Regions from separate parts of the Homo sapiens genome. Here region 2 is linked to region 1. Evidence: chromatin contacts called from ENCODE Hi-C data. All regions are on one chromosome and are shown on one strand. Each heading gives the region's core, a stretch centred on a gene start or an enhancer-like site at or near the end of the contact. The rest is flanking DNA. Distances are from core to core; before and after follow the strand shown.

Evidence for each region. A loop is a pair of places that touch in the nucleus more often than their neighbours do. Pooled maps may share reads with other maps.
Region 2: a pooled map shows a loop between it and region 1 (13-fold over the local background). The contact joins the promoter of PIK3CD-AS1 here to the enhancer-like site in region 1. A Hi-C loop is called at or near these places in 6 of 37 single-sample maps with no recorded cell type and 2 of 50 pooled maps.

The regions. Positions count from the first base shown.
Region 1 is chr1:9,076,171-9,083,197 of GRCh38, reverse strand. It overlaps a transcript of SLC2A5 not described here and LOC124900441. Among named protein-coding and RNA genes, the nearest start is that of SLC2A5, 10 kb to the right of the region's middle. RefSeq lists an enhancer at 6,817-6,906. Within about 2 kb of position 4,162, at least 6 of the 41 ENCODE cell types and tissues checked have a DNase peak (open chromatin) inside an H3K27ac peak, as active enhancers do.
Region 2 is chr1:9,652,145-9,658,998 of GRCh38, reverse strand. It overlaps PIK3CD-AS1 (PIK3CD antisense RNA 1), which reads left to right and starts at 4,413. Exons shown (of 2, transcript NR_027045.1): 1 at 4,413-4,801; 2 at 4,956-6,389. The region is part of intron 1 of PIK3CD (phosphatidylinositol-4,5-bisphosphate 3-kinase catalytic subunit delta); the gene reads right to left. RefSeq lists enhancers at 5,026-5,075, 6,216-6,285 and a silencer at 6,466-6,854.

The DNA of each region.
Region 1 (7,027 bases), core at 2,913-5,412:
GCTTACAGTTCTGTAAGTTGTAGATAAATGATGTCCCAGCAAAGTAGTTGTCTTTAAAACAATTTTTTTGAGACAGAGTCTTGCGGTGTTACCCAGGCTAGTATTGATTTCTTTTTTTTATTGGGGTGAAATTTACATAACATGAAATCAACAATTTGAAAGTGAACAATTTGGCAGCATTCACAGGGTTGCACAATTAATGAATAACTTCATCTATTTCTTCACCCCAAAAGGAAAAGGTGCCTATTAGCTGTCACTGCTCATTCCCCCTGCCCCCAGCCCCTGGCAGCCACCAATCTGCATTTTTTTTTTTTTTTGTCCTGTTTGCAGTACCATACATGATCATCGAACTGCTGCTAGAATGCCCACAGCTGTTACTGCAAATTCAAAACCCAGGAAAGACTTCTGGGAATTTACTTTAGGTCAGGGTTGGGCTGCCTGGTGCAAGATTGCACCCACAACTGGGCAGGTTCAAAAACATAGGAGCCTTTCCCCAGACCATCAATCTGCATTCTCTATGGATTTATCTATTCTGTATCTTTCACATAAATGGAATTGTACAATATGCAACCTTTTTCTGTCTGGCTTCTTTCACTCAGCATGTTTTTGAAGCTCATGTAGCACGTATGAGTACTTCTGTTTTTTTTTTAGAGACAGGGTCTCCCTATGTTGCCAAGGCTAGACTTGAACTCTGGGACTCAAGCAATCCTCCGACCTCAGCCTCCTGGGGAGCTGGGACTACAGGCATGCACCCCTGTGCCTGGCTCATTTCTTCTTATAGCTGTATAGTATTCCATTGTGTATGTGCCACAATTTGCCTATCTGTTCATCCACTGATGGACATTTTGGCTGTTTCCCCCTTTTGGCTATGTAAATACTGCTGCTACGAACATATGTGTACATGTATTCGCTTGAGTACATGTTTTTCATTCTTTTTGGGTATATATCCAGGAGTAGAATTGCTAGGTCATATGGTAATTCTATGTTTAACTTTTTGAGGAACCACCAAACTGTTTTTTCCTCAGTAGCTGAACCATTTTACATTCCCATCGGCAAGGTACAAGTGTTCTAATTTCTCCACATTCTAAACAACATTCGTTTTATTTTATTTTTTTTGAGACAGAGTCTTGCTCTGTCTCCCAGGCTGGGGTGCAGTGGTGCAATCTCAGCTCACTGCAACCTCCACCTCCTGGGTTCAAGCAATTCTCGTGCCTTGGCCTCCCAAGTAGCTGGGATTACAGGTGTGCACCAACACACCTGACTAATTTTTGTATTTTTAGTAGAGGTGGGGTTTTGCCATGTTGTTCAGGCTGGTCTTGAACTCCTGGGCTAAAACGATCCACCCACCTCAGCTCCCCAAAGTGCTGGAATTATAGATGTGAGCCACCTCACCTGACCACCAACACTAGTTAATTTCCCTTTTTTTTTAAGTATGATAGCCATCCTAATGTGTGAAGTGATACCTCATTTTGTTTTTGATTTGCATTTCTCTAGTGAGTAATGATGCCAAGTATCTTTTCATGTGCTTCTTGGTCATTTGCATATCTTCTTTGGAGAAAATAATCTATTCAAGTGTTTTGCGCATTTTGAATTTGGTTGTTTGTCTTTTGTTGTTGAGTTGTAAGAGTTCTTTATATATTCTGGATACCAGACCCTTATAAGATATACGATTTGCAAAAATTTTTCTTCTAGTCTCTTGTCTTTTTACTTTTTTTTTTTTTTTTTTTTTAAGAGAAGGAGTCTACCTCCATTGCCCAGGCTGGACTTGAACTCCTGATCTCTCCTGCCTCAGCTTCCCAAGTCGCTGGGAATATAGGCACATGCCACTGTACCCAGCTCATCTTTTTACTTTCTTGATAATGTCTTTTGAGGCACAAAAGTGTGGGTTTTGTTTTGGTCGTGTTTTTTTTTTTTGGGGTTTTTTTTTTTTTTTTTTCTGAAACAAGGTCTCATGCTGTTTCCCGGCCTGGAGTGCAGTGGTATGATCACAGCTCACTCCAGCCCTGACCAGTCAGGCTCAAGTGATCCTCCCACCTCAGCCTCTTGAGTAGCTGGGAACAAGGGCATGTGCCACCACCCTCAGCTAATTTTTTTTGTTTGTTTATTTGTTTTTAGTATTTTTTGTAGAGATGATGTTTCACCACATTGTCCAGGCCAGTCTTAACTCCTGAGCTCGAGTGATTTGCCTACCTCAGCCTCTGAGGTGCTGAGTTTGCAGGCGTGAGCAACCTCACCCACCACTTTTTCATTTTGATGAGGTTATTGGCAACCTGAAATAATTGAAAGGATCAGAATCCAGTTTAAAGGAGTTTATTCAAGGCCAGGCGGAGTGACTCACACCTATCGCCCCAGGCGAGAGGGATTAAAGGTCCCATAAGCACATTCCTTTAAGACTCAAAATAATTCCAGTTTCCAACAGCTTTGATTTTGAATTATTTGTTTTCACATTATATATAAGCTGGCTCCTGCACATCACTGGATATTATTTATGGCCTGCCTGGTCTCATTTTCTGTGGTCAAAGAGAGTGGTCTCATTAGGAAAGAACTTGAATAGACATTTCTCCAAAGATGTACAGACGGCCAACACGAATGTGAAAAGATGCTCAACGTCACTCATCATTAGGGAAATGCAAATCAAAACCACAATGAGAGCTCACCTCACACCTGTTAGGATGGCTACTACCAAAAACAACGATAACAGCAACCACAGCCCAGAAAATAACAAGTGCTGGTGAGGATGTGGAGAAATTGAAACTCTTATATACTGTTGGTGAGAACGTAAAATGGCGTAGCTACTGTGGAAAACAGAACGGTAATTCCTAAAAAAAATTAAAAATAGAATTATCATGTGATCCAGTGATCCCACTTCTGGGTATATATCCAAAATAATTGAAAACGGGGGCTCAGCGAGATACTTGTACACCCATGCGCATAGCTGCATTTCTCACAATTGCCAAAGGTATTAATAGAAGCAACCCAAGTAACCTGACAGATAAATGGGTAAACCAGATGTGGTGTGTGCACAGTGGAGTATGATCCAGCCTCAGAGAGCAAGGCAATCTTGTTCCATGTTACAGCATGAAGGACTCATGAAGACATGCTCTAAGTCTTCGGAAATCAGTTACAAAAAAGCAAATACTGCATGATCCTACTTACATGAGGTATTGTGAGTGCCCAAATTCGTAGAAGCAGAAAAGTAGAATGGTGGTTGCCAGGGACTTTGGGGAGGGAAAATGGGGAGTAGTTGTTTAATGGGGACGGAGTTTCAGTTTTGCAAGATGAAAAGGTTCTGGAGATCTGTTTCATAACAATGTGAATATACTTACCACAACTCAACTGGTACATTTATTTAAAAATGTACAGTTAAAATGATAAGTTTTATGTTATGATGTTTTTAAAAAGAGGGATATCGGCTGGGCGTGGTGGCTCACGCCTGTAATCCCAGCACTTTGGGAGGCCAAGGTGGGCAGATCACCTGAGGTCGGGAGTTTGAGATCAGCCTGGCCAACATGGTGAAACCCCGTCTCTACTAAAAATTCAAAAAATTAGCTAAGCATGGTGGCTCACGTCTGTAATCCCAGCTATTTGGGAGGCTGAGGCAGGAGAATCACTTGAGCCTAGGAGGCAAATGTTGCAGGGAGCCAAGATCACGCCACTGTACTCCAGCCTGGGTGACAGAATGAGACTCTGTCTCAACAAAATAAAGAAATAAATCAAAAATAAAAAGAGGAGTGTCTATCCAGGGTAATGTGTAACCGACAGAAGCCCCTTGGGTCCTGAAGAGCCTCTGCTGCTCCGGCTTTCACGTCTTCTGCCTGTGCTTCTCCAGGAGCACGCCCTTCCTGTGCACGTGCACTCTCTGATAGGCGAGGTCAAATTCTGTTCTTGGTGAGAAAACACATAGGCACCTTGTCATGTCTCTGAAGTTTACACCCCAGGCATATCAGAGCGTGATCAACAATCTCTCTGCCTCGGGGACATCTAGTAGGAGCTTGGAAGGGAGCTCAAGTGAGGACAGAATACAGAACTGGCTCCTGAAGGAAGATAAACTTGGAAGGCGCACGTTTTCTGGACCCTCCCTGCAGACTTGGGTTCCGGCGGCCAGGTGGCATGCCCAAGGTGGGGTGTGGCTTTTCACAGAAGAGGAAGAGGGAGACACCGCGCGTGGGCACTGGGGTTGGGAGGTCCTGTGTCAACCGACTGGATGCACTCCTCTCCCTTCCCCAGACGAGATACACTGCCTGTGCCAAAAGCAAAGCAAGGGCACTGTGGGGTGGTCAGGTCCACTCTGAATCTGTTAATGATTCCTTCCTTATCTAAATCTGGAATGTGGGAAAAGAAAAACAGCTGAGCAGTGTGAGCCCTGTGAGGTTCGCAAAATTTATTAGGCCCAGAGAGACGTGAGTGGGAACTTGAGTCACTTCCCCACCCATGTCCAGGGCAGCTATTTGACGACACTTTGTTCCTGATAGCTGCCTCACCCATTTTCTTCAGGGTTTTGGAATTCATGGTACAAAGAACAATGTAGTGTGGATCTACAGTTTACATGGTTTTGATGTAAATTCTTGGTAAAGAACTGTCTCTTCTTTAAATGAAATGTTTTTCAATAGTTTTTGGGGATACAAGTGGTTCTTGGTTACATGGATAAATTCGTTAGTGGTAATTTCTGGGATTTGGGTGCACCCATCACCCAAGCGCTGTACACTGTACCCAATACAAAGTCTTCTCTCCCTTTCCCGCCTCCTGTCAGAGGCATTGGAACCAGAGCGACTCCATCTTGAATAGGGACCGAGTAAAGTGAGGCTGAGACCTACTGGGCTGCATTCCCAGGAGGTTTAGGCATTCTTAGTCACAGGATGAAATAAGAAGTCAGCACAAGGTCACAAAAACCTTGCTGATGAAAGGATGTGGTAAAGAAGCCACAAAAACCCACCGAAACCAAGATGGTGATGGAAGTGACCTCTGGTTGTCCTCACTGTCATTATATGCTAATTATAATACATTAGCATGCTAAGAGACATTCCCACCAGTGCCATGACAATTTACAAATGCCATGGCAACCTCAGGAAGTTACCCTATATGGCCTAAAAGCGGGAGGAGCCCTCAGCTCCGGGGAACTGTCCACCCCTTTCCCAGAAAACTAGTGGATAATCCTCCCCTTGTTTAGCAAAGAACAAGAACTAATTATAAATATAATCAGTTGAGCAGCCCAGGCCACTGCTCTGCCTGTGGAGTAGCCTTTTTTTTATTTCTTTACTTTCTTAATAAACTTGCTTTCACCTTACTCTATGGACTCACCCTGAATTCTTTCTCACACAAAGTCCAAGAACCTTCTCTTGGGGTCTGGATCAGGACCAACACTCCCATTGCCCCTCCCTCCCTCCTGTCCTTCCTTCCTTCCTTCCTTCTTCCCCTTCTTTCCCTCCCTCCCTCCCTCTCTCCCTCCCTCCCTCTCTCCCTGTTTCACCCTTGTTGCCCAGGCTGGAGTGCAATGGAATGATCTCGGCTCACTGCAACCAGGTTCAAATGATTCTCCCGCCTCAGCCTCCCGAGTAGCTGGAATTACAGGTGCCTGCCACCAAGCCCAGCTAATTTTTTTCTTTTTTTTTTTGTATTTTTAGTGGAGATGGGGTTTCACTATGTTGGCCAGGCTGGTCTTGAACTCCTGACCTCAGGCGATCCACCTGCCTCAGCCTCCCAAAGTGCTGGGATTACAGGCGTGAGCCACTGCGTCCAGACTTTTCTGGGGGTTTTTTTTTTGTTTTTTTGTGTTCTTTTTTTTTTGCTTTTTTTTTTTTTGAGACAGGTTTTGACTCTGTTGCCCAGGCAGGAGTGCAGTGGCGCTATCTCAGTTCACTGCAACCTCCACCTCCCAGGCTCAAGCAATCCTTCCACTCTAGCCTCCCAAGTGGCTGGGACTACAGGCATGCAGCACCATGCCTGGCTAATTTTTGTATTTTTGTAGAGACGGTATCTTACCATTTTGGCCAGACTAGTCTTGAACTCCTGAGCTCAAGCGATCTGCCTGCCTCAGCCTCCCAAAGTGCTGGGATTATAGGCATGGGCCACCATGTCCAGCCTTCCTTTTTTCTTTTAAAAACCCACTTGTAAGGCTTGGCATGGTGGCTCATGCCTATAATCCCAGCACTTTGGGAGGCTGAGGCGAGCGGATCACGAGGTCAGGAGTTCGAGACCAGCCTGGCCAACATGGTGAAACCCTATCTCTACTAAAAATACAAAATTAGCCATGCGTGGTGGCAGGCGCCTGTAATCCCAGCTACTAGGGAGGCTGAGGCAGAAGAATCGCTTGAACCCGGGAGACGGAGGTTGCAGTGAGCCGAGATCACGCCACTGCATTCCAGTCTGGGCAACAAGAGTGAGACTGCATCTCAAAAAAAAAAACAAAAAAAACACCACACTTGTAACTATTGCTGATAGGAACATAAATTCAGGGCAACTTGAATCTATGCTCCTGGGTTGCAGTCCTCAAACTTGGCCCAAATAAACTCTCTACTTGTATGGATTTCACCTCAGTTTTTTCCTTTAGATTAATAAATGGGTGTGGCCAAGAGCCATTTCCTCTCCCCATCAATCAAGCAAGCCAAATATAGACACCACCTTGATAGCAACCCCGTTTTGTGCATCAAAGGCACATATAGGCATTTCTGCTATCATGTGATATACCTGTTCCTAAAGAACATGACATTCTGCCAAGTGGCACATCAAAATAACAGGGCTTAAGGGGAGAAATGACTGGCAAGGACCACTTGAATCCTATGCGGTTTTACAATCTGAACACAAACAAGTATAAATGCAGTCTTGATAAGCACAGCAGCTAGGGCAGATCTCCATCGCCTGGGGGAACTTCTGCTTTCTCTTCTCAGATTAGGGTCTTTGGGCCTTTCACTCCTAGTAGAGCTGTTTCATCAAAATTGAAAATCCGGCCAGGTGCAGTGGCTCACGCCTGTAATCCCAGCACTTTGGGAGGCCGAGGCGGTCAGATCATTTGAGGTCAGGAGTTCTAGAA
Region 2 (6,854 bases), core at 3,164-5,663, 580 kb before region 1:
CCACTCCACACCAGCTCCTTTGCAGACACTGCATGGATTGCTATGTGCCTGGCACTTTACACAGGATAATATACAAAATCCTCAAGACTAACAGGTAGGTATTGCTGTCTCAGTGTTACAACTGGACTCTGAGGTTCTGATGGGTTAAGTGACTTGCCCAAGGTCACCCAGCAGATAAAAAGTGGCTTGGTGGCCAGGCCCAGCACTTTGGGAGGCCGAGGCAGGTAGATCACCTGAGGTCAGGAGTTTGAGACCAGCCTGGCCAATATGGCGAAACCCTGTCTCTACTAAAAATACAAAAATTAGCCAGGTATAGTGGCATGTGCCTGTAATCTCAGCTACTCGGGAGGCTGAGGCAGGAGAATCTCCTGAACCTTGGAGGCAGAGGTTGCAGTGAGCCAAGATCCCACCACTGCACTCCAGCCTGGGTGACACAGGGAGACTCTGCCTCACCAAAAAAAAAAAAAAAAAAAAAAATGTGGCTGGGAAAAAACCCAGTTCAGCTGACTCCAAAGACAGTACATTTTCTCCCACGTGGCAATCCCCCTAAAACCACCACCTCACCCAGCCCCACCCTCACCTGGACATAAATGACTTTTTTTTTTTTTTTTTTGAGACAGGGTCTCGCTCTGTCACGCAGGCTAGAGTGCAGTGTTGCAACCATAGCTCACTGCAGCCTTAAACTCCTGGACTCAAGTAATCCTCCCACCTCAGTCTTCCACATAGCTGGGGCTACAGGCGTGCATCACAAGGCCCAGCTAATTTATTTTTATTTTTTGCAGAGATGGGGGTCTTACTATGTTGCCCAGGCTGGTCTCAAACTCCTGGGCTCAAGTGATCCTCCTTCCTTAGCTTCCCAAAGCATTAGGAATACAAGCATGAACCACCATGCCCAGCCATAAATGGTTTTCCAAAGTTTCAAAAACAAGGCTGATTATGCTTCTCTATTGATAAGAAAGCACTTCTTCCAGATTTCATGACCAACATAGAAAAGAGCAATGCCCCCACTGTGGCTGATGCAAGGGGGGGGCCCAGCCCTTCCAGAGAGCCCTGGAGCACCTCACCCAATCATTCTCCCATGTCCTTATCCACCCCTCCTACAAACTTCAATGATTAATGGGGCTCCCCAAACCCCTCCCAGTGCCACCAGCCCCATACCATGTCCTGGGGTAAGAGGTGGGAACAGAGCAGTGTCTGTGTCACCATCTGAGCCCTCCCCCCACCTCTGCCCAACAGATGAAATTTCAAAATGTGAGGGGCTGTGTGACCTCAGAGAGAGAGAGAGTAGCCCTGGGCTGGGAATGGGCTGCGGAGGGCAGGGACTGTTGTTGAAGATAAAGAGGGAGGAGTTTGTTGGGGAGGGAAAGTAAGAGAAGCATTTCTCCTCCTGAGCTCCAGAAGTTTTCTGCTCCTGGGACCCCAGGAGGTTGGGGGTGAGGTGGGGACTGCCAGTTCATAAAAGTTGGGGAACGGAAAGCAGGAAGGAGGCTGGGGTCAATGGTCCAGCAGAGACCACCAGGGACTCTGACATCTTTGCCTAAAGTCACCCAGGGGAAAGTGGCAGAACAGGGCGGCTTCCCTGCAAAGATAACCGCACTTCCCACCGTCCCCAGAAAATACAGAAAGACATTCCTGTTTATCTGTAAGCGGGCTGATTGGTGGCCCCCACAAAGATAGGTCTTAACCCCCAGGACCTGGACATTATCTGGAAAAATAATAATGTGGAAAATGGGTCTTTGCAGATGTAAGTAAGTTAAGGATCTTGAAATGATTTCTATCTGAATTATCTGAGGGAGCCCTAAATCCAACAAGAAGTGTCCTTAAAAGAGACAGACGGAGACCCAGACACACGGAGGAGATGCCCTTGTGAAGACGGAGGCAGAGACTGGAGTGATGCAGCCACAGGCCAAGATACGCTGGAGCCCCCAGAAGGAAGAGCAAAGCAGGATTCTCCCCCTACAGCCCCCAGAGGGAGCGAGGCCTTGCTGATGCCTTAATTTTTAACTTCTGGCCTCCAGAACTGTGAGAGAATACATTTTTTTTTTTTTTTTTTTTTGAGATGGAGTCTCGCTCTGTCACCCAGGCTGGAGTGCAGTGGCACAATCTCAGCTCACTACAACCTCTGCCTCCTGGGTTCAAGTAATTCTCCTGTCTCAGCCTCCCGAATAGCTGGGACTACAGGCACGTGCCACCACGCCTGGCTAATTTTTGAATTTTTAGTAGAGACGGGGCTTCACCATGTTGGCCAGGCTGGTCTTGAACTCCTGACCTCAGGTGATCCACCCGCCTCAGCCTCCCAAAGTGCTGGGATTACAGGCGTGAGCTATCACACCCGGCCCATTGCTGTTGTTTTCTTTTAGTGACAGGATCTCGCAATGTTGCCCAAGTTGTAGTGCCATGGCTACTCACAGGCTCAATCATGGCTCACTGCAGCCTCAAACTCCTGGGCACAAGTGATCCTCCCACCTCAGCCTCCCAAGTAGCTGAAACTATAAGCATGCACGTTTCTGTTTTAAGCCACAAAGTTTGAGGTCATTTGTTACAGCAACCACAGGAGGTTAACACTGGTTGAGCATCCCAAATCTGAAATCTACAACGTTCCAAAATCCAAAATTTTTGAGTGCCATCATGATCAAATACAAAGCTCCTTGGAGCATTTCAGATGTCAGATATTTGGATTTGGAATGGTCAGTTGGTAAGCATATAATGCAAATATTCCAAAATCCAAACTCCACCCCATTTCTGGTCCCAAGCATTTTGGATAAGGGATACTTAACCCGTACAGCATCCCTCCAGGACCAAAAATCCCAAATAGGTCTATCCCTTTCTGCATCTCCTCCTCCCCCACCCTACTCCTGGCACCGCCCACTCTTCCGGCATTTTCTCTAAGTGGAAGCAATTTCCCCCAATATGAGTGAAACAGAAGCCAACCGAAATACCACTTTGGAAATGCCACACCCTTCACTCTGATCACTCCCCCTGTGCTCAGAATGTAATAGGAAGGCCGCGCATGGTGGCTCACGCCTTTAATCCTAGCGCTCTGGGAGGCCAAGGTGGGCAGATCACCTAAGGTCAGGAGTTCGAGACCAGCCTGGCCAACATGGCAAAACACCGTCACTGCTAAAAATACTAAAAATAGCTGGCCATAGTGGCGCACATCTGTAATTCCAGCTACTCAGGAGGCTGAGGTGGGAGAATCGCTTGAACCTGGAGGCAGAGGTTGCAGTGGGCCGAGATCACACCATTGCACTCCAGCCTGGGCGACAAAGCGAGACTCCGTCTCAAAAAAAAAAAAAAAAAAGAAGAAAAAAGAAAGAAAGTAATAGGAAAAGGGACCCATTTCCAGGAGCCCTGACCCTTATCCGAGGTGGTAAGGTTGTGACTTCTGGGGAGGGAGGGGAGTTTCACGCATATCCAGCCAGTGCAGCTGGAAGGGGAACTTTCACAGGCCCTAGGGACTGTGCTGGCCCTCAGGGAGGGGAGAATGGCCGTTATTTTGGTAGGACCCACAGCAAGTCACAGTGTTTAGCTGCAATAAAAAAGGGGGGGGGGCGGGGGGTTCCTGGGTTTTTTATTTTTTCCATCTTGAAACTGGCAGCATTTCTGCTATGATTGCCGGGGATTTCCACCAACCAAACTAAAGACAACTCAGTCTTAGCGTTAACTGTAGGGAGAGAGGTGGCGTTTTGCCACCTTCGCTATTTATGAAACACTGTCACCGGTACCAAGATGACAATATTTTCCTCCCTTTCAAACAAGCCAGGCTCTGCCATCCTCCAGTGGATAGGGCCCTTCCTTGTCTCCTCCATCCCGGGGTACTGCTTCTAGACCATCTTCTCTAACAGCTTTGCTGAAAAACACACTTGTCCCCTGGGGAGTAGCTGAAGCCACCCTCCTGGCTGAAAGAGCTTTTTTTTCTTTTTTTTTTTTTTGAAATGTAGTCTCACTCTGTTGCCCAGGCTGGAGTGCAGTGGCACAATCTCAGCACACTGCAACCTCCACCTCCCGGATTGAAGCGATTCTCCTGCCTCCACCTCCCAAGTAGCTGGGATTACAGGTGCTCATCACCACGCCCAGCTAATTTTTTTTTTTTGCATTTTTCGTAGAGACAGATATTCACCATGTTGGCCAAGATGGTCTTGAACTCCTGACCTCAAGTGATCCGCCCACCTCGGCCTCCCAAAGTGCTGGAATTACAGGCGTGAGCCACCGCGCCCAGCCTGAAAGAGCCTTCTGAAGGTCCCACGTTAAGGAAACATTTGCTGGGGCCCCAAACCCCACCATCAGGCCCACACCGGCAGCTGGCCTCAGGGAGGGCGGGAACTGCTCTCTACACAAAAATGGTTTTGAAAATAACCCAGCCAAAGGGGAATTGCTTCATCCGTTGCACATTCACTTCTCCCTTTCACTGTGCAATTTAAGTAAAACAAGATGAAGCAGGAACCGACTCTCACCATCCCCACTCCCACCTCCATGAATTCCATCGGACAGTTGTGCGAAAGCGGGCTGGCTTTCGCACAACCATTGGTGGACTGTCTGTCCTGTAAGCCCCCCAGGGGCTGATGCCCTCCCAGTCTGCCTGCCCTGTTCTTAGCACAGCCCCTGGCACCCCGTGTGATCTCAGGAAACACTTGCTAAACATGGTATCGGAGGAGAAACGGAGCCCACAGCTTAGTGCAAAGACCTGGCGGCGTGGACTGAGGCTGCAGAAACGCAGAAACGCGCTTTTCCTGCCAGAAGGGGACATCTGCGTGGTCGGGAGTACCTCTGGGGCACGTGCCCTAATTCCAGAAACATCTAAGTGAGTAGTGTGGCCAATGTAGTCTGTTTCTGAACAGGGGCTGAAGGGCGGGGGAAGTGGGGCTCAGAAGGAGGCTAGCTTAGTTGTCTCTGGAGCAGGCAACTGGGTTGTTGTATTATGTTTCTCAGAGATGGGCTCTTGCTCTGTCACCCAGGCTGGAGCGCAGTGGCACTGTAATAGCTTACTGCAACCTTGAACTCCTGGCTTCAAGTGATCCTCCCGTCTGGGCCTCCCAAAGCACTGGGATGACAGGTATGAGCTACCGCTCTCAGCCACAACTGGGTTTTAAGAGCACTCCTCCAGCCCACTCCAGTGTCTTCCATCATTCTGTGAAAGCACCAAAAGAGGACCAAGCCCAGGAAGCCGCCAGCAGGCCTCTCACCAGCCAAGATGGCTGGAATCCTAATATCAAGAAATGAAACTCCAGCAGGCCATGGAAATGCTAAGGGGTTGGCATTTCTGCTCTAGAGAGAGCCAAAGAGAAAGCTCTATTTATATCTCCTTGCGTTTGGTCGCAGCCTCATCAACCAAAAGAACCTTCCGCCCCACTCAACACATCAATCAAATTGGGGAGGGGGTGTGAACAGCAGCAGCGGGTGTTACAGAGGAGTCTCAAGGGTATCTTAGAGGGTGCCTCTCTGAACAGTCGTCCCCTCCAAATCCCCCCCAAGAGAATTACTAGGACATTCTCCTTCCCCCGCAAGCAACGGCACCCCCAGATGATTAAACGCGCTGGCGTCGGAAAGAGCTGGGATCCTGGAGAAACTACTTGTAAACTGTGTGGGTTGGTGAGTTATTTAACTTTTCTGAGCCTTCGTTTCCTTAACTGTAAAATGAAGACAACACCACTCAGCTCCTACAGTTGTCCAGCTGAAATCACCTAGGTAAGAACGACCAGTTCTTTGGGGAGTAATGTCCCGATGGTACCATTCAATTGTCAAGAACACCAAGGCACCGTCAGGCACCCGGGCGGTATCCCACTCTCCTGGAAGAGAGCAGGGGGTTAGCCCTTGGTTTCAAAGTCCCTAGGGAGCAGTAAACCTTCCCCTCCGAGAGCCCTGAGAGAGGAATAATTGCCCCTTCCCACTCCAACCCACGGCACACCCGCCCACATCCACGTGCGGCTGTGCCCAGCATCTCAGAGGTAGGACTTCTCAGGAATCGGCGGGAAGAAGCCCCCTTGATGGAGTCTGGTGGGGTTCAAGATCTGCAGGTCCCACCTTCCAGGGAACACCTGCACAAGTGAGACCTGCCCGATCAGCCCCGCGCTCCATCCGCAAACTGGGCAGATCCCAAGGGTGCCACGCGAGGACCCTGCACCTTGGCCGCTCCAGGGCGCCCCCCACCCGCGACCCCGGAAATCTCGCCCCTACCTGCTTCACCCTCGCCCCACCCACAGCGCACTTTTCGGGACCTCCCAGCGGCCCTTCCCCGGTTCTCTGGACCCCCGTCTCCCCGCCCTGCAACGCCCCCATCCTGGTGCCCACGAAAGGTCGTCCCAGTTCCCCTCTTCTCTACCTCAAAGGAGGAGGTGCAAATGAGGAAGCCTAAATAAAAACAGGAAACTCGATTTTTTTAAAAAGCCTCATTCAGGCTGAATTACGGGTAAGAGTATTTTTTTAAAAAGTCCGGAAATGCAAAGCTGGGGGCGGTTTTGCCGGCGTAACCCCGGCTCGGCCGCAGATCCGGAGCTGATCTCGCCTGCGCCGCTGCAGCAAACGCGGCGAGCAACGCGGGAGGCCCGGGACTGGGAGGCGGGGCGCGGGTCCACGAGCCGGGAGGAAGCCCCGAAAACTTCCACCCCGGCCCCTCTGCAGCCCCGCTCCCCACTTGCCCAGGCTGGGAAGGGCGCACAGGACCCGGGCGCCGGCGAACTGTGCGCAGCCCTCTCTCCGCGCCAGGGCACTCGGGCGACATCACCAGCGCGCTCTCTGTGGACCCCGCTGCCGTACAGAGGAGGCCCCTGGTCCTCTAGTCAGCGCTCGGAGCGGGCGCACGCGCTGAGCGCTTCCAGTATCCTCGCGCCTCAGCCGGCGCACCGGAGGCCGCACCG